3 separate regions of the Homo sapiens genome follow, and all the other regions are linked to region 3. The links are chromatin loops, found by intact Hi-C in ENCODE. Cell type or tissue: heart left ventricle. All regions are shown on one strand. Links, peaks and the distances in the headings refer to the core of each region. The heading gives the core; the rest is flanking DNA. Region 1 has its middle 10 kb from the start of CCDC177. Region 2 overlaps PLEKHD1 (pleckstrin homology and coiled-coil domain containing D1). Region 3 has its middle 40 kb from the start of SRSF5.

The links. Peaks named below come from ENCODE experiments on the same cell type or tissue, not always from the same donor. Only the 100,000 strongest peaks of a DNase experiment are listed, where the experiment ranks them.
Region 1: it touches region 3 in a loop (11-fold over the local background); 106 of 110 quality-filtered maps call a loop at or near these places.
Region 2: it touches region 3 in a loop (5-fold over the local background); 12 of 110 quality-filtered maps call a loop at or near these places.

Annotation. Positions count from the first base shown.
Region 1 is chr14:69,579,758-69,590,239 of GRCh38, forward strand. No RefSeq gene overlaps it. Among named protein-coding and RNA genes, the nearest start is that of CCDC177, 10 kb to the left of the region's middle. In heart left ventricle, for the core only: CTCF peaks have their summits at 5,414 (motif pointing right) and 5,614; a DNase peak (open chromatin) is centred at 5,434; H3K27ac peaks cover 186 bases.
Region 2 is chr14:69,530,769-69,541,250 of GRCh38, forward strand. It overlaps PLEKHD1 (pleckstrin homology and coiled-coil domain containing D1), which reads left to right. Exons shown (of 13, transcript NM_001161498.2): 13 at 1-783. Among named protein-coding and RNA genes, the nearest start is that of CCDC177, 39 kb to the right of the region's middle. In heart left ventricle, for the core only: a CTCF peak has its summit at 4,654 (motif pointing right); no DNase peak of the experiment used is centred there; H3K27me3 peaks cover 1,621 bases.
Region 3 is chr14:69,721,589-69,732,070 of GRCh38, forward strand. No RefSeq gene overlaps it. Among named protein-coding and RNA genes, the nearest start is that of SRSF5, 40 kb to the right of the region's middle. In heart left ventricle, for the core only: CTCF peaks have their summits at 5,539 (motif pointing left) and 5,746; DNase peaks (open chromatin) are centred at 4,093, 5,273 and 5,543; H3K4me3 peaks cover 717 bases; H3K27ac peaks cover 325 bases.

The sequences.
Region 1 (10,482 bases), core at 2,875-7,874, 140 kb before region 3:
ACACCATTAGGTCCTTTAATATTACTAGCTCACTAATCTAGACAAATACAGTGTAGACATTATCATCTCCATTTAAATTCCTTTTGCACAGCCCCCACCACCCACTTCAGCTCAGTGTACTCACGCTCATCCATTCTCCTTCCTCTCAGTAGAGTCGAATTTGCAGAACAGAGGTTTTTTCACTCTAAAGTTCTACATCAGGAGTTGATAAACTATGATCTGTGGGCCAGATCCACTGCTTGGTTTTTGTAAATCAAGTTTTACTGGAACACAGTCATGCTTATTTGTTTGTATAGTATCTGTACTGCTTTTGCACCACAATGGCTGACTTGAGTAGTTTGGACAGACACTGTCTGACTCAACAAAGCTTGACGTATTTACTATCGGGCTCTGTGCAGAAACACTTTGCCAACCCCTGTCCTAATGACTGATAACAGCTTGGGCCAGTCATCAATGTATTGCCTCATAGCTCCAAGTTCACCCTACAGTACCTTCTCTGGGGTGATGTGCTGTAAGCGTTTGCTGTAAGCGTTTTCTGCCTGACAGTGAGCCCAATATGAAGGCTTGCCAGTAGGGGGAACCAGGGCAATGTTGCAGGAGGAAGGGGGTTACTCTTCCCAATCCTGTGTGCGGTGCTATTTGCTTTTTCTTGCCCCTGCTGTGTGGTTAGTGGTGGTACAGCTGTGTGGGAACGTCTGTGGTACTCTGCTCCAGTTGCATCTCCATAACAGCCCCTTGGTGACCTTGTAGCCCCGGCCCAGGCCTGGTGACCACCTTCCAGTGCCTTCCTGAGGTGGACACCAGGTGTTCCAGGCCTCATACCCGTAGTGGCACTCTGGCTCCCTCCCACCAGCCTCAGCTTACCTATAATTTCCTGCTTGCTCAACAGCTGTGGAGTGGCTCTGCCCTGGGCAGACTTCTGTGTCACCCAATGGGCTGTAACAATACCTCCTCTAAGGAGGTCTGAACTCCAATCTTTTTTTTTTTTTTTTGTAGAGACAAGGTCTTGAACTCCTGGCCTCTGGTGATCCTCCTGCCTCAGCCTCCCAAAATGCTGGGATAACTGGCATGAGCCACTGCACCCAGCTCCCCAGTCTTGAGGAGGGAACTCTCCTTCCAAGTTGTCCTTCCTTGAATACTCTCCTTCAGCCTTGGGGAACCGTTAGCTTCATACCTCTTTGTGTTAGGCTTCTCTGTTTAAATTGCTATGTGGTTTCTGTATCTTGATTGGACCCAGAACTATATACAGCTTAATGTGTAACCATTCCCAATTTCTGAGACTAAAGCCTTAAGAAGAAATTTAGGACACAAACCAGCAGGTAAAAGGTAATAGTTGTTAAAAGTAAAGTGTTTTATTTCATACTTTAATGAAGTAATATATGTTCATCAAAAGAGGAAATGAAAAAGTACAGGAAAAGGAAGGAAAAAAAATCACGTGTAGAAAAATCATTGCTGAAAGACCACCACTGTTACATTTTGGTGTGTAGGTGGCAGGGACTTGCAAGCTGCAGGACAGGTTCTTGTCTGTTTCTGCTCTCAATTGCTTAGGGTCCAGTAAGTGGTAGCCCTCCTGCTGGATGCATCGAGAGGAAATGAGATCTAAGTAGTGCTACTTTGCCCACTCTGTGTACCATAAAACTACCTAAAGTACCCTGAGCCATTAAGCTGCTTTGGTGAATCTTCAGAGTTAGGCTTCTTAAGCAGGTGATGCTCATGTTTAAGAACTGTCTCGTGGGACAGGAGAGGCCCAGCCTGCCCTTAACTGTGAAGCTGCGTCACTGCGGAGATGTAGAGGGAGCCTTATGATTAATCCAATGGGCTTTTCTCTCACTCTGTGAAGGGCTGCACCTCATTCCATCCACCAGCCTTTTGTATGATATTGCAGAAGCGTCCTCCTTCCTGAGTATGACCAGGAACCAGGGGTGCTGCCCCATGGGCATCTCCTCTGTGAAATGCTTGTGCTTGAAAGAACAGGCTGGTGCTCAGGAGCCAGGCTTGTTTCCAGTCTCTGCCTCTCCTGCTGGGCCATCTGCCTCTGGCATAAGCCACTTCTCTGCTCAGTCCCTTTAGGCCCCTTCCATTTCAGAGAGGCTACACTGGCATCACAGCCACTGTTCCCACTGGCCTCTCCCCCGTGCCTCTGCCTGCCAACATGCACGCACACACACACACACACACACACACACACACACACACACGCACACACACGCACTGATGTATTTCTTTCTTTTTACATTTTAACTTAATTTTAATTTAATTTTATTTTTTGAGACAGAGTCTTGCTCTATTGCCCAGGCTGGAGTGCAGTGGCACGATCATGGCTCACTATGTCCTTAACCCCCACGGCTCAAGTGATCCTCCCACCTCAGTCTCCCAATAGCTGGGACTAAAGGCATGCACCACCATGCCCACCAATTTTTTAATTTTTTGTAGAGATGAGGTCTCACTATGTTGTCCAGGCTGGTCTCAAACTCTCGGGCTCAAGCAATCCTCCCCTCTTGGCCTCCCAAAGTGTTGGGATTATAGGCATGAGCATTGTGCCTAGCCCCCCCTCCTTTTTCTTCTTAATGGACAATTCTAATTTAGAACATTATGCACCATTGCCTTCCATGATGCCTCAGACCAGTCATCCCAATATATATATTTAGACATTCAGAGATGAGTCATATTCTACTTCTGGGAATATGTGTGATCACTGGCAGAATATGTGTCTCTTGGGGATCAGGAATTTACCTTTGTATGTGTCTCTTGGGGATCAGGAATTTACCATCAGGCTCCTTTTAAATTTAATTTTTACTTTTATTTTGAGATGAGTTCTTGCTATGTTGCCCAGGCTGGCCTCAAACTCCTGGAATCAAGCAATCCTCCCACCTTAGCCTCCCAAGCAGCTGGGATAACAGGAATGAACCACCATGCCCAGCCATCAGGCTCCTTTTTACCCATCCAAATGTGTCAATCAACCACACAACAACAACAAGAAATGCATCAAAAAGTTATTGTTAAGATGCACCAAGCTCAGCTAGGATATCTGCAAATACTGAGAAGGGGAAGACAAGGCCCCTTACCCTGAGTGCCAGTTGGAGCAATAAGACCCAAACACTCAAGAAGTTAAATAATAAGAGTTAAATCCATTATTTTATCTGATAATCAACATAAGAGAGTGGTCACAGGCAGAATGTGATGAATGCATTACTAAGGAGCTAGACAGCGCTAGGTGGGTCCCTCAGCCTTGCTGAGTCTGATTTCCTTTCTTGATTGTATTAGTTTGCTAGGGCTGCTGTAACAAAATGCCCCAGACTAGGTGACTGAAGCAACGAAAATGTATTTTCTCACAGTTCTGGAGGCGAGAAGTCCAAGATGATGATGTCAGCAGCTTGGTTTCTTCTGGGGCCTCTCTCCGTGGCTTGCAGATGGCCACCTTCTCACTATGTCTTCACATTTGTCCCTCTGTTTCCTGTGTCCTAATTTCTTCTTATAAGGATAGTAGTCACATTGGATTAGGGCCCACCCTGATGACTGTACTTTAACTTAGTTACTTTTTATTTTTTAGAGATGGTATTGCTATGTTGATCAGGCTGGTCTCCAACTCCTAGCTGCAAGCCATCCTCCCTTGGCCTCCCAAAGTGCTGGGATTAGAGGCATAAGCCACCACATCCAGCCTTAATTACTTCTTTAAAGGGATGACATGGTTTGGATCTGTGTCCCTGCCCAAATATCATGTCAATTGTAATCCCCAGTGTTGGAGGTGAGGCCTAGTGGGAGGTGATTGGATCATGGGGATGGTCTTTCATGAATGTTTAGCATCATCCTCTTGGTGCTGTTTCTCGTGATAGTGAGTAAATGAGTGATCATGAGAGCTGGTTGTTTAAAAGTGTGTAGTACCTCCCTGCTCCCTCTCTTCTGCCTGCTCCAGCCATGTAAGACGTGCCTACTTCCCCTTTGCCTTCCACCATGATTGTAAGTTTCCTGAGGCCTCCCCAGAAGCCAAGGAGATGCCAGCATCATGCTTCCTGTACAGCCTGTGGAACCATAAATACAAAAAATTAGCTGGGCATAGTGGCAGGTGCCTGTAATCCCAGCTACTCAGGAGGCTGAGGCAGGAAAATTGCTTGAACCCGGGAGGCGGAGGTTGCGGTGAGCCAAGATCGTGCCACTGTACTCCAGCCCGAGTGACAGAGTGAGACTTCGTCTCAAAAAATAAATAAATAAATAAAAATAAATAAATAATCACACATGTGCTGGGAAGCAGAGGGACTGCTGGGAGACCCTCTAATCAGGCAAGAGATGGGCATGGCCTGAACTAAGGCAGCAGCAGTGAGGATAGAGAGCATAGGAAAAAAATGTGAATTTATGAGAGAGAATCAACAAAATTGGTGAGTGATTAGGTGTGGTATCAAAACTCCTGGGTGAGACAGGCACAGTGGCTCATGCCTGTAATCCCAGCACTTTGGGAGGCTGAGGTGGGCGGATCACTTGAGGTCAGGAGTTTGAGAGCAGCCTGGCCAACATGGTGAAACCCTCTCTACTAAAAATATAAAAAATTAGCCGGGTGTGGTGGCGGGTGCCTGTAACCCCACCTACTTGGGAGGCTGAGGCAGGAGAATTGCTTGAACCCTGGAGGTGGAGGTTGTAGTGAGCCAAGATGGTGCCACTGCACTCCAGCCTAGATGACAGAGTGAGACTCTGTCTCAAACATAAGACAAAGACAAAAACAAAAACAAACCTGCCTGGATGTCTGGCTTGGTCAACTGGATAGGTGTGGGGAGGACAGGTTGTGCTGTTCGCTGAGGTGTGAAGTGGAGGAGGAAGAGAAGCAAAGATGATGAGATCCACTTTCAACCTGTTGAATGGCCATATCTATCAGGTGTCTAACCTAATGGTTAATATCATGAGTTTCAGAGTCCACAGACCTGAAGTCAAATCCCAGCTTGTCAGGTCCTGGCTGTGTGATCCTGGGAGTTACTCAAACTTTCTGAACTGACATTTGTTCCCCATAAAATGGGTATAGTAATATCTCCCTTATAAGGTTGTTGCTGAGAATTAAAGGAGATTAAATATGTTCAGCACACAGCACAGTGTACCCATGCATCTGGAACGTAGTATTACGCAGTAAGTGGAAAGTCATTATTATTATCACTACATTTAGATGAAATGATGAGCAAATCCAAGCTTTCTTTTGGTTGCTTTCCTGTGTGTTTATAGATCATGTCTCTAACTTGGATTTCAGTTCCTCTGCTCCATTTGGAAACAGTGCCTTCTACTTTTTTTTTTTTTTGTCATTTGTTCCTGGAGATCGGAGTTTTTCCCTGATGCTCAGCTCTTTGATAGGGTTGACTAGAAGGCAGGATTATTTTGTTTACTGGAGGCAAATTTTGAGAAGGGAACTCAATGCTCACTCCACACTCTTACCACCAGGTGGCGTCCCTCCTCTGGTCATCTGCATGTAGAGACAAGGTATGAGAGAATCAACAAAATTGGTGTGTGATTAGGTGTGGTATCAAAACTCCTGGGTGAGACGGGCGTGGTGGCTCATGCTTGTAATCCCAGCACTTTGGGAGGCCAAGGTGAGCAGATCACCTGAGGTCAGGAGTTCGAGACCAGCCTGGCCAACATGGCGAAACCCCGTCTCTACTAACGATACAAAAAATTAGCCAAACGTGGTGGTGTGCGTCTGTAATCCCAGCTATTAGGGAGGCTGAGGCAGGAGAATTGCTTGAACCTGGGAGGCGGAAGTTGCAGTGAGCCGAGATTGCACCACTGCACTGCAGCCTGGGTGACAGAGCAAGACTCTGTCTCAAAAAAACAAAACAAAACAAAAAACATCGATAAAAAATAACTTCAAACATAAAAAAGGAATAAATAATAACCCCCTATAACCGCAAACTTACTGAATTGTAATGTTTTATTTTCTTATCCAGTTCACCTACTAGACAGTGACTTCTGTGAGGAGAGGACCTGTATTTTATGACATTTCCTCCCCAGCCCCTGTGTCTGACATAGATATTCAGTGAGAGTTTGAGGAATAAATGGAAGTACACTCGGTCCCACTTCTCTGTTCATACTCTTCTGCTTTCCTCCTTTTTTGGGAGATTCTCCCCATCTATGCCTTCAGTTTTTGAGAGGCAAGCAAGGAGTCAGCCGTGGGCACTCCCCCGACACTGAGAACTAGGGATGTCTTACCATGACACCCTCTGCCACCAAAGCTTGGTACACTAGAAACAGCATGGGCTTGGAACCACATACATGTATCCAAATTTCAGCTCTTTCTTTTTTATTCTTATTTATTTATTTGAGACAGAGTCTCACTCACTCTGTTGCCCAGGCTGGAGTGCAGTGGTGCCATCTCGGCTCACTGCAACCTCTGCCTCCTAGGTTCAAGCAATTCTTCTGCTTCAGCCTCCAGAGTAGCTAGGACTATAGGTGTGCACCACCATGACAGGCTAAGTTTTGTATTTTTAGTAGAGACTGGGTTTCACCGTGTTGGTCAGGCTGGTCTCGAACTCCTGATCTCAAGCGATTACCCTGCCTCAGCCTCCTAAAGTGCTGGGATGACAGGCATGAGCCACCGTGCCTGGCCTTTCTTTTTTTAAAAAATGAACATGACAAGTTGTTTATTGTCTCTGAGCCTCAGTTGCATTATCTGTAAAAATAAGAATTATAATTGATTTGCAGAATGGTTGTGGGAGTCAAATAAGATACCCAACTGCTTGGCATAGTAGGTGAGCATTAAATGTTTATTTCCTTTCCTGTGGGTTTTATGTTGATTCTCGGAAAATGACTTCCTCCTTGGGGAGGAACGGCTGTTATTCATTATGCAGCTGGAACAATGACAATATGGATCTTTGGGAAACACCAGCTTCCCCTGCCCCAGCATAGGAAATGGAATGTCAGCCTCCCCCCGCTTACCCAAGTCCTCTGTGTCCAACTAGGCCAGCGAAAAATGAGAAGGGGCTGCAGTGCCTCTGCACTGTGTCCTCCCAGTTATATTTGTCCATTCTTCCATTCATGTATTCATTCATACAACACTCCATATGGCTGAGTGCCTACTGTGTGCAGGCCCAGGGCTGGGTGCTCGGACTCAGTGGTGAACAGATAGACTTGGCCACTGCCATCACAGAGAGTTCGTGGATGGAGGCGAGATACCCGCACACCTTGCGACAGCCTTAACTGTAACTGTGGTAAGAGCTATGGATAAAAAGTGTGGGCTCTGGGAGGGAATGACAGGGGGATCTCACTTGTTCTGAGGCCTGCAGGGCTTCCCTGAGGAATTGGTGCTGAAACTGAGATATGAAGGACAAATGGGAGTCAGCCAGGCAAAGTGGGTGGGGAGAAGAGAACCCCTTCCATCCTTGTACTCCCTACTTGCCCCCTTTCCCCATCAACTTGTGGGGTGGCCCATGTGGGTGCACACCCCAGCACTCCCTGCCACAAAGTTCTACCTGGGCCTCACCCCCAAAACCTCCTGGCTCAGCCCCTCCAGCCCCCTTCTCAAATGGCTGCAGGAACTAGAGTCTCCTTCTCAAAGAAGTTGTCCTAAGATGACAGCAGAGAAACGTGTCCCCTTCAAGGAGAACTTGCCTTCTACTCAAGGACACATACAGATGAAGTATCTTTAAAGAACAGAATCTAAAAACGGAGATCTCAGGCACTTTCTGGCCAGAGTTTTGGGGAATCTTGTCAGTGTTTTGCTGACTCTACCCTGAGCACAATCTCCTGCCACATGGGTCCATCTTTCTTCTCTCCCTACGTCACTGCGATTCTTAGCCTCTCCCCACCAGAGCAAACAGGCAACACCCTGAGTCTGTCCTTCCTGCTTTGGCACAGCCAGAGGCCAGGGTCTGGAGCAGCCCAGGGCACCAGGTGAAGGTACACAAGTGTTCCATCGCTGGGCCAGAGGACCCAGCCCAAACAAGGGCAAAAGATGAACTTGACGTCAGTCCTGGGCGAGGCTGGCCAACGGTCTGTCTGTGAGCCTCAAAAGGAAAAGAAGGAATCATGACGAATGGAGTCAGGCTGCTTTCATTTTCTTTTCTTGAGTAGGCTGCAGAGCCAGGCAGTGCTGGCAACAAGAGGCAAGCCCCTGTAGACCCTCTGCAGATGGGATGAGGACACATATGCCCGATTAGAGCATAGCCAGATGGTGGCATCTTTAGTGGCAGTGCTGTCCTGAGTGCTGTGCCATTGAAGGGATATTGATAACTTGGATGTAGATAGAGTGATCAAAGATGACACTAATCTGGGCAGAGAGATAATGAAAATCATCATAGTTAGCATTTAGATGCCTGGCCTGTTTCACTTTGCCACACACTTTTGCATTGTATTTAATTCTCATGATGACTCTAAGAAGTAGGAATGATGTCCCTAGGTGACAGATGAGGAAACAGAGACTTGGCAGGGGTAAGCTACATGCCCAAGGTCACATAGCTAATATGCGGTGAGTTGGGCTTGGAAAACCGTCTGAGGGTCTCACCAGCACTGACAAACTCCACTCCGCTATCCATCATCCATCCATCCATCCAACAAAGATTTAGTGAACTCCTTCCAAGTGTTGGGCGACATGTGAGGTAAGGCAGACAAAGTCCTGCTCTCATGGAGCTTACATCCTAGGAAGGAGACCGAAAATAAAGAAGTAAACCAATTTTAAAACATTTCACAGAAGTGCTATGAAAAATAAAGTCATGGCCAGGTGCAGTGGCTCACACCTGTAATCCCAGCACGCTGGGAGGCTGAGGTGAGAGGATTCCTTGAGCCCAGGAGTTCAAGACCAGCCTGGACAATGTAGTGAGACCCTGATTATAAAAAAAAAAAAAAAATTAGCTGGGCATGGTGGCGTGCGCCTGTAGTACCAGCTAGTTGGGAGGCTGAGATGAGAGGATCGCTTAAGCCCAAGAAGTTGATAAATAAATAAATAAATAAATATAAATAAAAATAAAGTGAGGCAATAGGATAAGTCCATTTTACACTGAATGGCCAGGGAAGGTGTCTCTTAGGAATTGACATCTGTGGCAAAAGGGAGCCAGGTGGGGAGTGTCTGGGGAAGGCCTGTAGGCAGGGGTAGGTTTGGCATCTTTGAGAAACAGCATCAACTTGAATGGATTAAGTGAGCTGTGCTTCTAGACTGAGTTTCAAGAAATTGTTTAGGATAAATGTCAGGTCTTGTGCTTGGGCCCAGGGTACTGTGGACTTGCCTGGACTGGGCTGAGTGAGAGAGGCTGGAGTCTCAGTTGGTCTGGTAAAGTTAACACGATCTTGTTGTGCTGCGCTGATAAAGTAGTGTCTGGGGTGGAGAAGGGGATGGACTCTTTCCCCTGTGTGCTGGTCAGACCCACCAGGAGATCTGCATGCTCCCGGGCTGCACATGGACAAATTAGACTGTCTCGCCTGGAGAACTGCCACCAGGACAGTGAGCAGGATGGGGCGGAAAAACCACTTACTCCTGGCAGAGGAGATATGGGGAGGCACAAGCACTGCCTCCAGAAAAATCTAGGGTCAGTGGGAAGGAGTTACAAGGAATTAGATTTCTTTTACTTCTTTCTTCTTTTTTTTCATTGATAAAAGAGATATGTGCAATATCTAAAGTAGAAAAAAAGCATTAGAAAAAGGAAAATGAATCATTTAAATCCCTTATCTACTATAGGCAATCACTGATGACATTTGGCATAATTTCTTTTCTAGGCTTAAGAAAACATACTGGGACCGGGTGTGGTGGCTCACGCCTGTAATCCCAGCACTTTGGGAGGCTGAGACTCTGTCAAAAAAAAAAAAAAAGAAAAAAGAAAAAGAAAGAAAACATACTGAAATCATACTGAGACTCTGTCAAGAAAAAAAAAAAGAAAAAGAAAGAAAACATACTGAAATCATACTGTGCATATGCATGATTTTATTGATGTGTCTATGCTTGTCTAGATGTTTAGGGAGGCAGTGGAGGAGAGGGGCTAGAGGCAGACTCTGGGTGCTTGGCCTGGGCTTGGATCCCAGATCTGCCTTTTATTACCTGTGTGACTCTGAGCAAGGGATTCCACCTCCCATCCCTCAGTCTCATCCAAAAAATGAGGGTAATATTAGTGTCTACCACAGAGAGTTATTTGAGGAGTAAATGAGCCAATAGTAGTTATAAACACTAAAAACAGTGCTTGCACAAACCTAAGTTACATATTTAATACATAAGTAAATACCATCCTTCTTTTAACACAATAAGCATTTTATAGTGATGTCGAGAACTGTATGTAAACATCTTTCCATTGTCTGAATAAAATCCCTTCATATATTTTCCCATAGCTTATTGAGACATCCCCCAATGTGAGATATTGTGTATTTCTCATGTTGCACTACTTACAAGTGGCACATTTTTGATTGGTTCATTTGGATAGAGTCACAGAAGTAAAATTACTGGGTTAAAGGATGTGGACTTTGTTCTGTATTTTTTTCTTTTTCTTTTTTCTTTTCTTTTCTTTTTTTTTTTTTTTTTGAGACGGGGTTTCA
Region 2 (10,482 bases), core at 2,502-7,501, 190 kb before region 3:
GGGTGAGAGAGCAAGAGGGGCCAAACTTATTCTTTTATAACAAACCCACCCCCTCGATAATGACATTAATCCTTTCATAAGGGAGAGTCTTCATGGCCAAATCACCTCTTAAATGTTCCACCTCTTGCGGATCACCTGAGGTCAGGAGTTTGAGACCAGCCTGGCCAATATGGCGAAACCCCACCTGTACTAAAAATACAAAAATTAGCTGGGCGTGGTGGTGGGTGCCTATAGTCCCAGCTACTCAGGAGGCTGAGACAGGAGAATCACTTGAACCTGGGAGGTGGAGGTTGCAGTGAGCCGAGATTGTGCTATTGTACTCCAGCCTGGGCAACATGAGTGAAACTCTGTCTCAGAAAAAAAAAAAAGGTCCCACCTCTTAATATTGTTACAATGGCAATCAAATTTCTTTTTTTAATCCTGCAAACTACTGGGATAGTAATTAAATTTCAGTGTGAGTTTGGGAGGGAACAAACATTCAAACTGTAGCAGTGCTTTTCCATGCACATTTACCAATCGATACTTCCTCCTATTCTCACCCTGTATTTTCCATGCCTCAGGCAAGTCTGAATTATCTTCAGCCAACTGAACAATCCATAAGTGTTTATTCGTTAAAAGCTCACTATGTACCTAGCACTGTAAATAGAAAAATAGCAACATCTCTATATCAAAATACGTAGGAGTGGAAATTACTTAGTGGAGATATGTTGATGTAATTTTTTTAATTTTTAAAAACAAAACTCTTATTCCTTGGCCAATTAAATGCATTTCCTGCAGTATCTATTTAAGTATGTGGTGTGGTCATTGCTAGAGAGATGTTGCTACCTGCAGGCCAAATGTAGAATTATGGAATCTGCTTGTCCTGTCTCTAATACGTACTCCTGCACATGCTTCTCTACATTTGAGGAAGTGCTCCCCACTGCTGCACCTCCTAATAATTAATTGAAAAATCTGTGTTCCAGCCCTGAGGTCCTGGCTGTCCCTGTGTAACAAGGACTATCAGCTAGATTTTCTTCTGATTTTAGCACAGACTAAAGGAACAGGACTGACTGTGCCAGTGAGAATAGCCTCAGGGAGACAAAGGATACCTAGGTTTTTTGTTTAGTGAGGTTTTCCTGTTTGTTTGGTTTTCCTGTTTGTTTTTGTTTTTAAGAGACAGAGTCTCACTCTGTTGCCCAGGCTGGGGTGCAGTGGTGTGATCATGGCTCACTATAACCTCAGACTCCTGGGCTCAAGTGATCCTCCCACCTCAGCCTCCTGAGTAGCTGGGACTACAGACACGTACCATGATGCCCAGCCAGGATACCTAGCTTTATGGCCTGCTAGTTTCAGTATCCCTGCTGGAAACTGACAGTTTTACCTGCTCTGATGTGGGGAAGTGTATGCTTTTGTTTAGTAATCATATAAAGGAGAGCCAGAAATGAGTGAGAAATGGTGATGACTGGATTCTCCTCCTGTTTGGTTTGTGTGCTTTTCCACCAATGATGTTAATGGATGAAGCAAGAGATCGTGAAACACTTGGGTTCTGACCCATTCCCCAGCTCCCAGTCCTTGCAAGAATGCTCTCCCTCTATTCATCTGGAAGGATGTAATTCTTGCCCCCAACCCACTCCAAGCCCACCCAGCTCAGCATAGTCTCAGCAGCCTGTTTGGAGTCCACAATGAATGATGATAGTGGAACAAAACTTGCTCAAGTCTCAGGGAGCCAGTCCAGGTGTGTCAGATTTTATCCAATAGGAAGATAAATAAATCCACTGGGCAAAATAGTCCTGAAGCCCTCAGATAAAGTCCAGCAGTCCCTGTGGAACTGTGTGCTTCTGCAATCAGCCATGTTGACACTTCTCAGACCCCCAGGCCTTGCAAGGTCTCTCCAAAGTCAGAAACTCTGCAGCTTTGACTCTTGGAGAAAAAGCTGCTGACTTCTCTTATCTCACCCCACCCCTGGCAAACAGGAGTTGAGGGATGTCTTTTGCAAGGCTTTAGGAGAGATTACAATGGTTGTTTTTACCTCCTGAAAGAGAGCCACTCCCAGACACACAAAGCAACTGGGAGAAACTGGTTATTCAAACTTCCGAGTGGGTGTGGAATGTTGTGGTGTCAACATCCCCAGGTTCAGTTCTCCTGGCTCGGCACATCCCATCTCCCATTCCCTTCCCTGGACGTGGGCTTCCACCCATGGCTTACAGCTCTTCTGACCCAGAAATGAACTTCACTCCATCTTACTGGGTTAAAGGTGTTCATGGGAAATATAGGAAATACTCTAAGTCCAGGAGTCCTGGGGGGTGGGGACCTTAATAACCAAATCCCTTGTGGTGAACTTTACCTGTCACTGTCAACTCTGAGTATGCCTCTGGCTGAGACTTGACAGTTGGGCAGGGAAGTTGGGGTGAGTCAGAGTTGCTCACAAGGGCTCAACAGCAGGGGCTCCAGGAGACATCCAGGCAGTTTCAGAGCCAGCTGCATTTGGGGGCTCATGCTCTCTTTGCACTCCACCACCCTTCCCCTGGAGGATCTGACACCTGCCTCTGGGCTGAGAGTCCCATTGTGAACAGACTCAGCCTCCCCTTGTAATCCTGGCAAAAGCTGTGGTTGGTGGGCCTTGGAGTGTCCACAAAGAGAGCCTTCCCCCTTGCAGAGCAGTGACTCCAGTGGCAAGACGAGACCTAGGGGAAGAAGTTGTTGTGCACTGTCTGCTGCTGTGGGTGCGGGGGAAGGCTCTGCTTTGCCACTTGCTGGCTCCTGTGGCTTTTGAAAAGTCACTATTTAAAATGTTTACTGTATTTATGCATTTTTAGTAAGCAGGAGAGAAATCCCTTCAATCTTACAGGCTGCTCAGAGCCTTTGTGGTTCTGAAGTTCTATGATTGGGACTTTGCATCCCTGAAATCAACAGAAAATTGGCTGCCACTGCTACAAGTGATCAAGAACATACAGGATGTCAGGTTCTGGCTCAGGTAGCACTCAATGCCATGCCATCCTTAGAACTGTCTATGAAAATATATGTTTGCTTTGAGATGAGAATAGGAAAGATAACTAATTTATCACCTCAAGGAAAAGGTAACTGTGACTAATCATAGTTGCTTGGAAGGCTTTTCTGGTAAAGAAAAGATGCCTATTGTCATGTTCACCCTGTATCTGAGACCATCAGTCAGCATCACTTCTTTCCATCTCTGAGAAACAGGGTTTGCTCTGTCACCCAGGCTGGAGTGCACTAGTATAATCATAACTCACTGTAGCCTCCTGGGCTTGAGCAATCCTCCTGCCTCAGCCTCCTAAGTTGTAGGATTACCAGTGTGAGCCACCATGCCACTTCTTTCCATCTTCGTTCAACACGTATTTATTGTGATTCTATTGCATGAAGTCAAGTGTCTACCACGTGCTTATCTCTTTCACTTACTGGCTCTTAAATTGTGGTGAAATACACACAACTTAACATTTACCATTTTAACTATTAATATTTCTAAGTGTACAGAGGCTGAGCACAGTGGCTCACACCTGTAATCCCATCACTTTGGGAGGCTGAGGTGGGTGGATCACTTGAGGCCAGGAGTTTGAGACCAGCCTGGGCAACATGGTGAAACTCCATCTCTACTAAAAATACAAAAGTTAGCCGAGCGTGGTGGCGCCCACCTGTAATCCCAGTTACTTGGGAGGCTGAGGCACAGGAATCACTTGAACCCAGGAGGCGGGGGTTGCAATGAGCCGAGATTGTGCCACTGTATTCCAGCCTGGGCAACAGAATGAGACTCCATCTCAAAATACATACATATATATATATATATATATACACATACACACACATGTATATATTTCTTCTTTTTTTTTTTTTTTTTGAGACGGAGCCTTGCTCTGTCGCCCAGGCTGGAGTACAGTGGCACGAACTCGGCTCACTGCAAGCTCCGCCTCCCGGGTTCACGCGTCTCCTGTCTCAGCCTCCTGAGTAACTGGGACTACAGGCACCTGCCACAACGCCTGGCTAATTTTTGTATTTCTTTAGAAGAGACGGGGTTTCACCATGTTAGTCAGGATGGTCTCGATCTCCTGACCTCGTGATCCGCCCACTTCGGCCTCCCCAAGTGCTGGGATTACAGGCGTGAGCCACCGTGCCCGGCCACACATGTATATATTTATAAGTGTAATATAATATATGCCAGTAGTGTTAAATATGTTCACATTTTGTGCAACCACTCTCCAGAACTTTTTCATCTTGTAAAACTCAAACTCTGTATCTATTAGACACTCCCCATTCTCCTAACCCCCAGCCCCTGGCAATCACCATTCTACTTTCTGTCTCTATGATTTTTGACTACTGTATATACCTTATATAAGTGGAATTATACAGCATTGGTCTTTTTCTGTGCCTGGCTTGTTTCACTTACGATAACGTCCTCAAGATTCATCCATGTTGTAGCGTATGTCAGAATCTCCTTCCTTTTTAAAGTTGGATAATGTCCTATCAGTTTTCAGGAGAAAACCTGATTGAAATCTCATTCTTCTGACAAATTGTTGGCCAATGGGGAGGGCCCTGGATGTCTTAAAGGACAAGAGAGTCACAGCCAAAGGAAACTGGATCCCTACCCTTTCCTTTTCCAGGTTTCTCCCTCCCCACTGTGGCCTGGTGTTAGGGATGCTTTGGTGTTCACGTCTATCTTCTTCCCAGCAGATGGCAGCATGCTCCGAGCTGGCTTGCAAATTCCAATGGGAAAGTGAGCTGAGCCTCTGGGAGACGGCGGGGGTGGAGGGGTTTTGGTGACAATCTGCTGCAGTTTTGCACTATTGGTGTTGAGTCTCACCCTTGTTCTCCCCTTTAAGGTATGAAACAAAGGACTCTGCTTTGTCCATCACTTACTGAGTCCATTATATACCATGCACTTTCACATTGACTTCTCTTCTGTATTCACATATCTTTCCTTGATTTACAGAAAAAAATGGAACCCACATAGTTTGGGGGACTTGCCCAAGGTCACACAGCTTGTAACTGGAAGGTCAGCTTGTATCTGAGTTCAAGGGCAGTGCTTTTTCTAGCATCCCCTAAAAAAATGTAAAAATTTTAAGTGACTTTTTTCCATTGCCTTATTCATTCATTCAGTCATTCATTCAGTAAATATATTGAGCTCCTCTATATTTTAGGTCCCAAGAATCTTCACTCAGAGATTTTCTATCATGAGTTCTTAAGGGATTAACTCAGCTGTTTGGTAACTGCTGGTCTCCTAAGAACTCTTCTTTTCTGGAAGTCTGGTTAGTCCAATGTAACAAGTTCAGAGTTTCTCAACCTAAGGACTTTGCAAAGTAACAGGTCATTTCTTTTTTTCATTTATTTTTAGAGACAGAGTCTTGCTCTGTGGCCCAGGCTGGAGTACAGTGGTGAGATCATAACTCACTGCAGCCTCAAACTCCTGGGGTCAAGTGATCTTCCCATCTCAGTTTCCCATGTAGCTGATACTACAGGCATGTCCCACTATGCCCAACTAATTTTATTTTTTGTAGAAGTGGGGTCTTGGTATGTTGTCCAGGCTGGTCTCAAACTCCTGGCCCCAAGTGATCCTCCTGCCTCAGCCTCCCAAAGTGCTGGGATTATAGGCATGAACTACTGTGCCTGGCCAACAGGCCTAGTTTCTTGCTGCCTTCAATTACTTCCAAGCTGGCACTCTCTTGATTTTCTCTTTTCTTTGCCCTTCATCCACACTTCCCACATCAAGTATCCTCTAGAAGAGAAGTAACCTCTTAGAGGAGGCAGCCAATGGGAAGCCTCTGGGCTGGGGATCTGAAGGCCTGGGTGATCCTGAAGAGCCAACAATTAATCCGAGACATCCAACCTCCCCTTTGTAAAATGAGGGTGTGCAATTAGATGCTCCCAAAACTCTCCTCCAATCCTGGTGTAGATTATATAAAATCTCTACCTTATGGAGGTTTTTTGGGAAGAATGTTACATTTGCAGGAAATGAGTATCAGCATATTTTTGAAAAATCATTTTTGTTTTTGGAGTCAATAGCACTTCTACCTTGACACATTACTAAATGCCATCCCCATTTCTCCCCTGTGACCGCCTGCCTTCATCCACTTGAAGGCAGCTTCCTGCACGTGGCTGTCTAGAGCAGGGCACCTGCCATCCAGGTCACTGGAGCAGATACTGTGGGTCAACTTCAATGGTCTCCAAAGAGGGGCATGGGCACCCTGGGGACACACATGATGGCCCCTTTGGGCCATGGGGAATAAACATGCAGAACTTTTTCTTGAAGGGTTTTCTTCTCTAAAATAATTAAAAGAAAATGAAGTCTTCCTTAGTTTCAATACATATATTGACACTGGCACCCTCACTTACCCTGGATGCCAGGGATGTTATGTCATGATCACATGAGGGTTTCTGAGTGCCACAATTTGGAGGAGGAAGTGACAATGGCACTCTCCCATGTCATATTCAGGGTATTGTGGTGCATTGTAGTTTACATCTTGTGAAATGAGTATACAGATTACATATCTAGTTTTAACAAGTTAACTCTCATAGACTGCATTCATGGCTCTAAACATTTCCTGCAAAGAAGCTGCAAGTCATACTATTAGCACAAGTACAAGCATACAACAAGGAAAAGAAATGCTGGCATTTTCCCCGCCCCTATAAGAGCTGTGTTAACTCTATTACAATAGGTAGGAACAACTATGATCTAATCAGACCTAACAAGGAGTTGTCCCCCTACATTTGAAATAATTAAGAAAACTTGGGAAGGTATTCAGCTGCAAGTAACAGAAAGCCCAACCATGGCAGCTTATACAAACTCCTGACCGCAGGTGATCTACCTGCCTTAGCTTCCCAAAGTGCTGAGATTACAGGCATGTTTATACAAACAGAGGCTTATTTTTCTCATGTATCTAGAGAACTGAAAGCAGGCAGCTGATGATATTGCTAAATCACATAAAGAAATGAGGGCCAGCTTCTCTGCCATTCTCTTGGCCTTTCTCTCACAGTTGCAAGATGTTCAGCCATCACATCGGCACTGATGGCAGGAAGAAGGTGGGAAGGAAATAAAAGGCAATGTCTGCACCTTTGACCTATTTTTCATGAAAACTCCCCAAAGCACCTCAAAAACTTTTGCAGATATTTTGTTGGCCAGAGCTGGATCACATGGCCACCTCCAGTTGCAAAAGAGGCTGAGAGTGACTATTTGGCTTTCTAGTCTTTGTGGCAGTGGTAGCAAGAGAGAAGGGAGTTAGGAGTATCTGCTAAATTAGCCAACCAGTAGTGTTTGCCACAAAAGTGCTTAAGTATGGATTTACATTCACTCATCATTAATGATGTACTTCATAAAAAGTGAATACTGAGGCTATGTGTCATGACTCATGCCTGTAATCCCAGCACTTTGGGAGGGCGAGGCTCACTTGAGACCAGGAGTTCAAGAACAGCCTGCACAACATAGTGAGACTCCATTTCTACAAAAAAAAAAAAAAAAAAAAAGCAACTATTGAGCCTTGAGATATTTTCTCTGACAATATAATACATGTATAAGGGGAGTGATGCTGAAAACAGTTTTACTGTACAATAAAACACTTGGATAGCATTACCCTAACACTTGAAATTCATTCACTTCTTCCTTAAGAACAAAATCCCGGTTCACCCCTAAGGGAAAGGTGAACTCTATTTCAAGCTCGAGGGTAAATCCTGATTAGTTTAATCCAATCATGGCAATTTCACTTCTCTACCAGAGATTTCATTAGGAGTGGGCATGCGACCCAAGCTGGCCACTGAAATGAGAAGCCCACTGGAAGACTTCTGGGACAGATTTTCTCTCCTTAAAAAAGAGTCATGGGGCAGATACGATCCTTTTCTCTCTACTGGATATTTTATGTCTGAATATGACACTAGAACTAAGACAGCCAACTTGGGACCATGAGGGCAACTGGCTTGAGGACCAAGCCAGCATGTCTGGGATGGCCAAGCAGAAAAATGGCAAGAAGCCATAGTCCTTACTGAATTGCAGAGTCACTGAATTAGCCAACACTGTATCTGCCCAATTTCAGGGCTCCTTGTGATATGAACTAACTTATGTTTCCTTATAGTTTAGGCCATTTTGTTTTGCTTTTGTTTTTTGAGACAAGGTCTCACTCACATCTTGTGAAATGAGTATACAGATTACACTATCTAGTTTTAACAAGTTAACCCTCATAGACTGCATACATGGCTCTGAACATTTCCTGCAATAAAGCTGCAAGTCATACTATTAGCACAAGTATAAGCATACAACAAGGAAAAGAAGTGCTGACATTTTCCCCGCCCCTACAAGAGCTGTGTTAACTCTATTACAATAGGTAGGAACAACTATGATCTAATCAGACCTAACAAGGAGTTGGCCCCCTACTTTTGAAATAATTAAGAAATTATTCTTAATTATTGAATGCAGTGGCACAATCAGGGCTCACTGCAGCTTCGACCTCCCAGGCTCAGGCGATCCTCCCACTTCAGACTCCTGAGTAGCTAGGACTATAGGTGTATGCCACTACACCGGGCCAATGTTTTGTAACTTTTAGCCATGAGTCACCCAGGCTGGTCTTGAACTCCTGGACCCAAGTGATTCTCCCACCTTGGCCTCCCAAAGTGCTGGGATTATAGGCATGTACCACCGCACCCAGCCAGTTTAGGCCATTTCGATTGGGTTTTCTGTTCATTTGCAAATAAGAACAATTTAACCAGGCTGGGCCCGGTGGTTCATGCCTGTAATCCCAGCACTTTGGGGGGCCAAGGAGGGAGGATCACTTGAGCCTAGGACTTCAAGCCCAGCCTGTACAATATAGCAAGACCCTCATCTTAAAAACAACAACAAACAAAAGAACAGTCTAACCAACACAGTCACTTTAGCTTTATCAGAACTGTATGATCCTCAAAGTCTGAAGGCCTTTTCCCAAGGAAGTCAAAGCATTTTCCAGTCACCGAAAGGGAACTGGAATTTATCTACTCACTCATTCAACAAATATTTATTGAGAACCTACAACATATTTTTAAAAATTCTGTGATGCTTCCCCGCTGTCCTCACAACTTAAAAATCTCTGAAGTTGGGCTGTATCTTAAATTCTTGGCATCTTGCAATTGCTGTTGGCCATGCTGCAGTCTTGATGAGGTTATCATTCCCTGTGCAAACATCAAAAGTTCCAGCATTGGCTGGGAGCAGTGGCTCATGCCTAGAATCCCAGCACTATGGGAGGCTGAGGCCAGTGGATCACTTTGGGTCAGAAGTTTGAGACCAGCCTGGCCAACATGATGAAACTCTGTCTCTACCAAAAATACAAAAATTAGTTGGGTGTGGTGGTGTGCTCCTGTAATCCCAGCTACTTGAGAGGCTGAGGCACAAGAATCACTTGAGCCCAGGAGGCAGAAGTTGCAGTAAGCCAAGATTGCGCCACCGCACTCCAGCCTGGGCAACAGACCAAGGCTTGGCCTCAAAAAAAAAAAAAAAAGAAAAAAAAAATTCTAACGTCAGAACTTGCAGAATGTGTGTCAATAGCTTGGAGGAAAAAATCCACAAACAATCATGAAGCATGCTCTTAGCCCATAAGAATCAAATGGTGGTGTGGGGGAAGTGGTGAATTCGACATGTTTGGCAGCATTCATGATTATAGGAGTCAACAGCAAGCTAAATCCACAAAATTATGAAGCTGTTTTTTTTGTTATTGTTGTTGTTGGTTTGAGACAAAGCCTCACTCTGTTGCCCAGGCTGGAGTGTAGTGGCACAAACTTGGTTCACTACAACCTCCCCCTCTCTGTTTTGAGCGACTCTCATGCCTCAGCCTCCTGAGTTGCTGGGATTACAGGCACCCACTACCAAGCCCGGTTAATTTTTTTATTTTTATTTTTAGTAGAGACGGGGTTCACCTTGGCCAGGCTGGTCTCGAACTCCTGACCTCAGGTGATTTGCCTGCCTCAGCCTCCTAAAGTGCTGAGATTACAGGCATGAGCCACCATGCCCGGCCATGAAGCTGGTTTTAAGAACCCAGCACATATGACCCACCCTGAGTTCTTTTATGGATTCTTTTGAGAAACGTTTCATCACCAACACTCTTGATGCCACAGAGAATGACAGTGTGTGAAAAAAGATGGTCATTTTCAAGTCTGAGTCAAAAACAGAGGAGTCAGATTTGGAATGAGAAGAAATTCTAGAAATATCTTAGCCAACTTCTTTCACTTCTCTTTACTGTTTTATTATGCACAAAAGTGATTTATAATAGAAATCTACGGTGAACTGAATCTATAAAAGCTTTTCTCAATAAGTACAAAATAAAAATTCTAAGTGAAAGGAGAGTGTCATAGTTCAATTGGCAGCATTCTACTTTTTTATTGGCACATAAAATGACGATGTGCCTGGTACTTGCTGGTGTCGTAAGTTGGGTGATATATACCATGTGCCAAGCACTGCTCTGGTCCTAGATGCAGCAATAGAGACAATAGAGACAAAAACTCTGGTTGTTTGTGCAAGTTGACTGTGCAGAGCCCTTTATT
Region 3 (10,482 bases), core at 3,593-8,592:
CAAGAAGGGCAGATCACCGGAGGTCAGGAGTTTGAGACCAGCCTGGCCAATATGGTGAAACCCCATCTTCACTAAAAATAAAAAAAATTAGCCAGGTGTAGTGGCGCATGCCTGTAATCCCAGCTACTTGGGAGGCTGAGGCAGGAGAATCACTTGAACTTGGGAGGCGGAGGTTGTAGTGAGTTGAGATTGCGCTACTGCACTCCAGCCTGGGCGACAGAGAGAGACTCAGTCTCGAAAAAAAAATTACAATGTAGTTCCTTATCTTCCTCCCTTACTGAACTCATTCAGTCCTAAAGACAGTAAGTGAGGGCACACAAGAGAGTTACACATTCAGAAAGAGGGAACGACCCCAACCAAAACAAACAGAATGAACCCTACAATGCCAGATTGGAATTGGAGATATTGATGTGAACTTGTGGTTTTCTATATACATAATTGATATATAAATAAATATAGAAGTATTGTGGGTTTGCTGTTATACACACAGTCACACTCATGCACACACACAGAGAAATTCCCCAGCTCTTCCCAGAGGACTTGTTAGCAGTGATACCCCAACAGCAGTGAGTATACCTGTCATTCAGATCTTTGCTTTAAAATAGTATTTTCAGCCAGGTGCGGTGGCTCACGCCTATAATCCCAACACTTTGGGAGGCCAAGGCGGGTGGATCACTTGAGGTCAGGAGTTTGAGACCAGCCTGGCCAACATGGGGAAACCTCATCTCTACTAAAAATACAAAAAAAAAAAAAAAAAAAAATTACTTGAGAGTGGTGGCACTTGCCTATAATCCCAGCTACCTGGGAGGCTGAGGCAAGACAGTCACTTGAACCTGGGAGGTGGAGGTTGCAGTGAGCCGAGATGGTGCCACTGCACTCCAACCTGGGCGACAGAAGCTCCGTCTCAAAAAATAAATAAGTAAATTAATTAATTAATTAATATTGTCTGTGAAAAGGACCCAGGCTCCTTGGAGAAATGGCTGATTCCAGAGCTGAGGCAGGAAGACTGCGAGATGAGCCTGGAACATATTGTATCAGGAAGCAAGAAAGTGCTCAAAGAATGATAGGGACATGCCCGAAAGACTCCCACTGAAGGGGCTTCTACTGGCCACATCAGGGACATTTTGAGCATCAGAATAAATAATGATTATAATGGATTATAATCCATAGAATAAAACAAAACCATGAATCTATAGAGATAAATTTTACAGTGGAGACGCCCAGCAGACATTGCTTTCATCAGTGGGACAAATCAAAATCGTGTACCACCTGACAGGAGGCACCAAGTGAACACAGCATCACTTCCATGATATTCCTACAGAATGCAACCTACGCTAATAATGGAAAAGAAAATGAGACAGACCCAAAGTGAGTGATAATTCACAAAATAACTGGCCTGTAATCTTGAAAATGTCAAGGTCATGAAAATCAAGGGAAAATCTGAGGAACTGTTGCAGACTGAAGGAGACTAAAAGACATGAATAAAAAGAAATTAACATATGATTCTGAACTGTGTCCTTTTGCCATGAAAGATGTTAGTGGGGCAAAACTCAAACAGGGTCTGAGGATTCAATGGTAGTAATGTCTCAGTGTTAACTTCTTGATTTGACAGTTGTGGTTATGCGGGAGAATATCCTTGCCAGTGGGAAACACACATTAAAGTATTGGGAGGGGATTGGGAAAAGTATTCTCAAATGCTTCAGGAAATGATCTGTAAATTTGTGATTGTTTCTAAACAACATTATGTAGATAATGCACTCTTTGCAATGATATGAAATTCTTTCACCCTGGAAATTGTATGACTTAGTTTGTTCCTGTTGCTATAACCCAATACCTTAGACTAAGTAATTTATAAACAATAGAAAGTTATCACTTGAACCTGGGAGGTAGAGGTTGCAGTGAGCTGGGAAGGCTGGAGGCTGGGAAGTCAAAGGGCAGGGAACCTGCAGATTTGGTGTCTGGTGAGGGCTGCTCTCTGCTTCCAAGATGGCACTTTCTGGCTGCATCCTCTCATGGTGGAAGGGCGAAAGGGATGATTCCTACATCCTCACATGGGAGAAGAGATGGAAGGGCCTAAAGAGGCCTGGCTACTGCCCTCCAGCACTTCATAAGGGCATGAATCCCATTCTCCAGGGTGGAACCCTCATGACCTAATCACCTTCCAAAGGCCTCACCTTTTAATACCATCAACTTGGGGTTTAAGTTCCACCATATAAATTTTGGAGGGAGGCACACATTCAAACCATAGCATTCTACTTGCAGGAATTTTTCCTAGAGATATCTTTGCTCATGTGTATATAAGTTACTCAATGCAGTGGTTTAATAAAGCAAAGATTTGAAAAAAACCTAAATAATCACCAACATGGGCTGGTTAAATACATATGATATATCCAAACATAAAATGCATACAAAAAAAAAAGAATAATACAGCCTGGCACCAATCTGCAGAATACATTGTATGAAAAAGGCCAAGTATGGAGGAATAGAAGAAATAGGCCAAGTATAGAATAGGCCAAGTATAGAGATGCAATCATTTGTGTACAAAAAGAGATAAACAGTGTCAATGTGCTTGCTTTTGTATGCACAGAGGATCTCTGTAAATACACCCCAGACATTGAGACCACTGGGTGACTCTGGAGAGAGGTTCTGGTGCTTGGGAGAGTGACATGGGAGGAAGAATCTTCTACACCCTTCTGTACTTCAGAATTTTGAAGCAAGTGCATGTATTACCTGTTTAATAAATTAATTAAACTAAAATTATATATTAAAAAGTGAAATGCACTGGGCACAGTGGCTCATGCCTGTAATCCCAACACCATGGGAGGCTGAGGCAGGAGAATCTCTTGAACCCAGGAATTCAAGACCAGCCTGGGCAACATGGTGAGACCCTCATCTCTACCAAAAATTTAAAAAATGAGCTGGTCATGGTGGTGCACACCTGTGGTCCCAGCTACTTGGGAGGCTGAGGTGGAAGAATTGCTTGAGCCCAGGAGGTTGAGGCTGCAGTGATCTGTGTTTATGCCACTGCACTTCAGTCTGGGTGACAGAGATCCTGTCTCAGAACAAAACAAAACAAAATGGCATGCTACCTAGACACAGAAGGAATAGAAGGAATAAATTAACAAGAAATTTTAAAAATTTATCTGATCTCTTGTTACAAATTAGTAATCTGCCTTCTGGGACAGGTCGCACAGCTCCCTGCAGGGCCTTGCTTAAGAACAATAAACAATTCTCATTGCCTGCTATTTTCATCTACTTAACCCGGAAAAATAAAATTATTTGTTGGGACTTTCAGTATTATGGATGGAATTGTGCCCCCTTCCCCCTGTTCATATGTTGGAGTGTTGAAATCCTAACTCTCAGTCCCTCAGAATGTGATCATATTTGGAGATAGGGTCTTTAAAGAGGGAATTAAGTTAAAATAAGGTCACTATGATGGCCCTAATGCAATATAACTGGTGTCCCTACAAGAAGAGGAAATGGAAGAAGATGTGAAGACACAGGGAGAAGACAGCCTTGTATAAGCCAAGGAGAGTTTTGGAACAGATTTTGCCCTCACAGGCCTGGGGATGAACCAAACTTGATGACATCCTGATATTGGACTTCCAGCCTCCAGAATCTAAGAACATAAACGTTTGTTGTTTAAACGATAGTCTATGGACTGTTCAGGCTGCCCGGTCTATGGAAGATTGTAAAGGCAGCCCTAGCAAACCCATACATTCAGTCTCAGAAGTGGGAGCTGGACCAGGGCTTCTTCCCACAACAAGAACCCATCCAGGCCAGGTGCGGTGGCTCATGCCTGTAATCCCAGCACTTTGGGAGGCTGAGGTGGGTGGATCACTTGAGGTCAGAAGTTTGAGACCAGCCTAGCCAACATGATGAAACCCCATCTCTACTAAAAATACAAAAATTAGCCCAGCATGGTGGCTCATGCCTGTAGTTTCAGCTACTCGGGAGGGTGAGGCAGAAGAATCACTTGAATCTGGGAGGCAGAAGTTACAGTGAGCTGAGATGGCGCCACTGCATTCCAGCCTGGGTGACAGAGTGAGACTCTGTCTCAAAAAAAAAAAAAAAAAAGGAACACATCCAGAGAATGGGCAGGCAGCCAGCATGGAAGGGGCTGGTGAGGGAACTAGTGAGAAAGGGAAGAAAACACCCAGTGGGGCAGGACTTTGAATGCCATACTAAGGATATGGATGTGATTCCATAGGCAAATGGGAGCCGTTGAAGGATACTGAAGAGAAGAATGGTGTGCTGTCAGTGTAACATAACGGGAAAGAACTTGATGGACAATGGATTGGAGTGGACACTAACTGGAAAGACCACTGTAGGCATCTGGTAAAAGATGTTCATTAGCCCTCAGATGATGAGAGCACAAGGTGGGCTTGACTTAGCTAGGAAGAGTTGACAGAATTGCTCATGTATTTGGGAAAATCATTCAGGCGAAGGGGTCTTGAGCTTTGTGGCGGACTGCATGGAAAGGAATGAGAAACAGACAAAGGAGTCAAAAAGTCTGCTTATGTCTATGCATAGCAAGGAGAAGAAAGGCGGGAAGGACAGAGGAATGAACAAATTGCTTTGATTTGGAAAAGAGTGTGCAGGGAACCTGTGCAGAGGGCTGGGACACATGGGTCTGTGGACTGTGACCAGGATGCGGAGCAGGGTCCATCACACTTGTTCAGAGGGGAGGACCAAAGCCTGTTTCAGGAAATTGCTTCTGGGGTGAAATGGAAGTGGTGTGTCTCCCACAGGAAGACGTAAGGGAACTTGAAGGACCAGAGTATAGCCCACCTGTGAGAGGCAGTAATTTAAAACCCTCTCATTTTTCTCCATGGCCAGATCTTGGAGGCACCATGCCCACGGCTCTGCCAGGTCTGTTGCAGGCCTAGTTTTTCATTCCTGGGATGGAGTATGGAGGCTGCGGTGGGAGGATCACCTGAGCCCAGGAGATCGAGGCTGCAGAGAGCAGTGTTTGCGCCACTGCACTCCAGCCTAGGCGCCAGAGTGACACCCTGTCTCAAAACAAGCAAACAAAAAACCAAAACAAAACTAATGATGCAAAATTTTAAAATTGAAAAAAAAAGAAGAAAATACAGGGTCCACGAAGAGGAGTGGATCCACCCCGTCTTCTTTCCCTGCTGCCATGCCCTTTGGCAGGCAGCCGTCCCCACGCCCGGAAAGCCCCAGCTTCGGCTCAGCCCACAGCACAAGGGCATATCCTTCTGCCTGCGCAGGCCAGGGTGCTCGACGCCCTCGCGGTCCGCCTGCGCGCCCCCACGCAGGCTCAGCAGCGCCCGGGCCTGCAGCAGAGGCCGGAGGAAGCGCCACGGGCGGCTCAGACCTGAGGCCGCAAGGGCGCGCCGGGCGGGCAGGGCGGAGGGTCCGATTTCCTCCCTCTGAACGGAAAAAAAGCCACTTTCCCTGGGAAGAACTCGAAGAAGTTGGATGTCTGATCTTCACCTTGGATTTGTGGTCTCGGCCCGCGGGCGACTCACCCCACCCACCAGGATCCCACGAAGCCGGGCCGGCTCAGCCCGCTGGCGCCATCTAGTGTCGAATGAGGAGGCGGCCCTCTGCGGCTGGAGGGGACGCTTGGGCGTGTGGTGAGTTAGCTTCCAGGTTATGCAAAGCGGGGGTCAGCGGAGAGTCGGGGGTGTGACAGCCAGGGCCTCCAGCGGGTAGGGGATGCGACCTAGGAGTCTATGAGAAACTGACTCCTGCTTGGACTCTGTATTCTGTTTCCTAGAGCTGCCGTAACAAATTACCACTAACTGGGTGGCTTAAGGCAGCAGAGGTGTCTTCTCTCACAGTTCTGGAGGCCAGAAGTCTGAAATCAAGGCGTGGGCAGGGCCGTGCCCCCTCCGCAGGCTCTAGAGAGAGTCTTTCCTGGCCTCTTTCTAGCTTTTGGCGGCTGCCCGCACTTCTTGTTGTGCGTTTGCTTACAGATGCCTCACTCCAGTCTCTGTCTTCCTGTACGTCCAGGCCCACATCTCCCTCCTATAAGAACACGGGTTATAGGATTAGAGCCCACCCAATCCAGTAGGATTCATCTTAACCTGATCACATCCTATTTCCACATAAGATCACATTCACAGGAACCAGAGGTTAGGACACCCTCCAAAGAATCTTTCCGCTCAACAGATGTCCTTCGAGCACCTGTAAGGCGCCAGGCTGGTGCTGAGGGCTGGGCACATGGAGCTGCTCTGTCCTTGAGGTTCTCACGACTGGCACTAATAGTGTCATTACCGATCTCTGTCCCCCTTCAACCTTGACTCCTCAGTGCCTAGCAGGGCCGGCCCAGAGGCCCTGTATTTCATTGAATTAGGAAGGAAGGATGGAGGAAGGGCAGGAGAGAGGAAAGAAGGGCTGCAGGAATGATGCAGGGAGACCACGCAGCGGGGAAGGGGGTGCAGAGCAGTTGGCTAGTGCTTTACAGAGCAAGTGCTGTTGGAGCTGGGTCTTGAACCAATAGTAGTTTGGTTGCCAGGCAGAAGAGATGGGCCAGGGGGAGAGGCCTTCTAGGCAGAGCTAACAGGTGGGCAATGCCCAGTTGTGAGTGGGGCCGTGAGGTTGGGGAGTTTGGGAGCCAGGTGTGGTTGGAAGGGAGGGTGTGGGGGAAAGGTGCTGTCAAATGGTCCAGACCTGGAGACTGTGGCTCTATGGTGAAGGGCTTCGAGAGCCATTCTCTTGGTTTGAAGTATCTTGTAGGTGGGCAACCGAGAAGGTTTTAAAGCATGTGCTAGGTGTCATAATTACCAGGGGTGGAGACGGTGCAACAGGCAGAGACCCATGAAACAGAGGTCCATAGAATATCCTACCTTATAAATAAAAATTATTATTATTTTTTGAGACAGTGTAGAACTGTGATCTGATCTGATACGTTCTGTCCTTTAATATCTGAGTTAAATATGTTATTGGCTCCCAATCCAGACCCCAAGAGAGGATTCTTGGATCTCCCGCAAGAAAGAATTCAGGGCCTGTCCACAGAGTAAAGTGAAAGCAAGTTTATGAAGAACGTAAAGGAATAAAAGAACGACTACTGTATAGACAGAGCAGTGGCATGGGCTGCTCGACTGAGTATATTTATAGTTATTTCTTGATTATATGCCAAACAAGGGGTGGATTATTCATTAGATTTCCAGGAAAGGGGTGGGAATTCCTGGAACTGAGGGTTCCTCTTCCTTTTACACCATATAGGGTAACTTCTGGACATTGCCATCGCATTTGTAAATGGTCATGGTGTTAGTGGGAGTGTCTTTTAACAAGGCAATGCATTATAATTAATGTATAATGAGCAATGAGGATGACCAGAGGTCACCTTCGTCATCATCTTGGTTTTGGTGGGTTTTATCCGGCTTCTTCTTCTTCTTTTTTTTTTTTTTGAGATGGAGTTTCGCTCTTGTTGCCCAGGCTGGAGTGCAATGGCCCAATCTCGGCTCACTGCAACCTCTGCCTCCCGGGTTCAAGCGATTCTCCTGCCTCAGCCTCCTGAGTAGCTGGTTTAGCTGGCTTCTTTACTGCATCCTGTCTTATCAGTGTGGTTTTTGTGACCTATATCTTGTGACCTCCTGTCTCATCCTGTGACTTAGAATGCCTAACCATCTGGGGATGCAGTCCAGTAGGTCTCAGCCTTATTTTACCCAGCCCCTATTCAAGATGGAGTCATTCTGGTTTGAACGCCTCTGACAAATATGTTTATCTTTCTTATAGTTATGAATACATTTGGATCTACCATTTTATTTTGTATGAGCTCTTTATTTTCTTCTTTTTACTTTTTCCTATCTTCTTTTGGATTAAAAATGTTATCAATTTTCTACAATTTCTATTTTTCCATTGGACGAAATCCGTAAGATTGTATTTTGATTCTTTTGGAAGTCAATGTTGGGACTCAGAAACTGGTATCCCAATGGTTCTTTGACATGCTGGACTAAAGAAGCAGGCTCATGATCTCTTTGACCTTCCCCCAACTCCTGTTTCTGAATTCTTTGTTTCTCTCAAAGCACAGAATGAGGCTATTTTCTGAAGTTTCCAGGTGCTTGGGAGTTGATAAAGTTTAAGAAAAAATTTTTAATGAAGTTCTCTTATCTACCTAGAAACCAGACCCCGAAATAGGACCACAATTGCCTTCCGTCCTCTCCCTGAAATCTCATTATCTCAGAAAAGCAAGACTGAAGAATGTAACCACACCTGGATGAACTTTTTCCCAAGACATTTATTTATTTAATTTATTTTTTGAGACAAGGTCTCACTCTGTCACCCAGGCTGGAGTAAAGTGGCCAAACATGGCTCATGCAGCCTCAACCTCCCAGGCTCAAGTGAGCCTCCTGCCTCAGCTTCCTGAGTAGCTGGGAATATAAGAGTGTGCCACCATGCCTAATTTTTGATATTTCTTGGAGACGGCGTCTCCCCATGTTGCCCAGGCTATTCTTGAACTCCTGGACTCACGCAATCCTCTCACCTCAACCTCCCAAAGTGCTGGGATTACAGGCTTGAGCCACTACGCCCAGCTTTTTTCACAAGATGATGTCTGCCTCTTGTGCGCATCCAAATTCCAAAGAGAATTATTTACAAGTTAATTTCTGTTTTCCAGGTCCATTCATTTCCCCTGAAAATCATTTATTCTTACACTCCGCACTTCCCTCTCCCTAATGAAGAGGGTATTTAAGTGTCAGTCCTTTGGCCCTGTACTTGAGTTTTCATATTTGTAGACTCCCATGCATGTGTTTTCTGTTGTTATTCTGTGTTTCATTATAGGAGTGTCTCCTGTGATTCTTTTTTTTTTTTTTTTTTTTTGAGACTGAGTTTCACTCTTGTTGCTCAGGCTGGAGTGCAATGGCGCGATCTCGGCTCACTGCAACCTCCGCCTCCCTGGTTCAAGTGATTCTCCTGCCTCAGCCTCCCAAGTAGCTGGGATTACAGGCATGCGCCACCATGCCCGGCTAATTTTGTATTTTTAGTAGAGACGAGGTTTCTCCATGTTGGTCAGGCTGGTCTCCAACTCCCATCTTCAGGTGATCCACCCGCCTCAGCCTCCCAAAGTGCTGGGATTACAGGCATGAGCCACTGCGCCCGGCCTTCTGTGATTCTTTATAATGAGGAGAAAAGAAATCATCCCCTTTCCGCCCCTACATCACCCAGCTTTTTCTTAAAAAAATTGAAGTTATTCATTATTTCTCTCCTCCTCCAAAATTTATAGGCATTGGCCTGTCTGTCCTGAAATTTTAAAAAATTTGACTTTTGTTATAAATTTCTAATTATATTGCATTATTATCAAATAATATAGTCTGAATAATAAGGATCCTTTGGAATTTGTAAAGGCTTCCATTATAGCTTACCAAATTGTTTTAAATGTTGAATATCTCAAAAAGAATGCATATTCTTTATCCCCAAGTATAAAGTGCTATATAGAGCTAATAGCTCAATCTTATTAAGTATATTGCCCCTATTTTTAACACCTCTGCTTGACCATAGAAGAGTCTGGTAATATTTCAAACTACAATTGTTGACTTACCTATTTCTCCCTGAAGTTTGTCAGTTGTTGCTTGCCCTATGCTCCTATCATAAACATGTGCCAAATGGATTTTTCATGTCTTTCTTTCGTTTTCATGCCAAGCTCTGTTCTTATTTGCTCCATTTGAATGGTTTGATGCTCAGGCACATGGTCCTCTTCCAAATTAAAATCAAAATGCTGGTGAAGGTTAGAAACAGATTTGGGTTCATAAAATGGTCAGGCACTGAAAAGGGATCTGGTAGTGAAGGACGGCCCTTGTTTCAGAATACGGGGAGAGCTTTCTGACATCTGTGGCCTCGTCCACTCACTGGAGTAGATAAAAACTGCAGATACTGCAACTCTTTCACCAGGTGGTGCAGTAAGCACACAGTTTGGAGTTCAGTCTACCCAACTACCTGGACAAGAACACAAGATTCCAGTAAGAAAAAGAAGGAATGGGGGGTTTTCAATGAAAGATGAGAGGTCCATAGCCAATACCCTGTGTGTGTGTGTGTGTGTGTGTGTGTGTGTGTGTGTGTGTGTGTGTACCAGGACCAGAACCTTATAACAGCAGAATGTGAGATCTGAACTGGATCCTCTGACTTGCTTGTTTTTTTCTTTCTTTTTTTTTTTTTTTTAAGACAGAGTCTCCCTCTGTTGCCCAGGCTGGAGTGCCATGGTGCAATCTTGGCTCACCGTAACCTCTGCCTCCTGGGTTCAAGCAATTCTTCTGCCTCAGCCTCCCGAGTACCTGGGATTACAGGTGCCCGCCACCACGCCCAGCTAATTTTTTGTATTTTTAGTAGAGACAGAGTTTCACCACATTGGCCAGGTTGGTCTTGAACTCCCGACCTCGTGATCTGGCCGCCTTGGCCTCCCAAAGTGCTGGGATTACTGGCGTGAGCCACCGCGTCCAGCCTGACTTGCTTGTTTTTACAGAGATAATCAATCCAGAGTGATGAAACAGACAAATGCTTTGGTCCATCCATCCA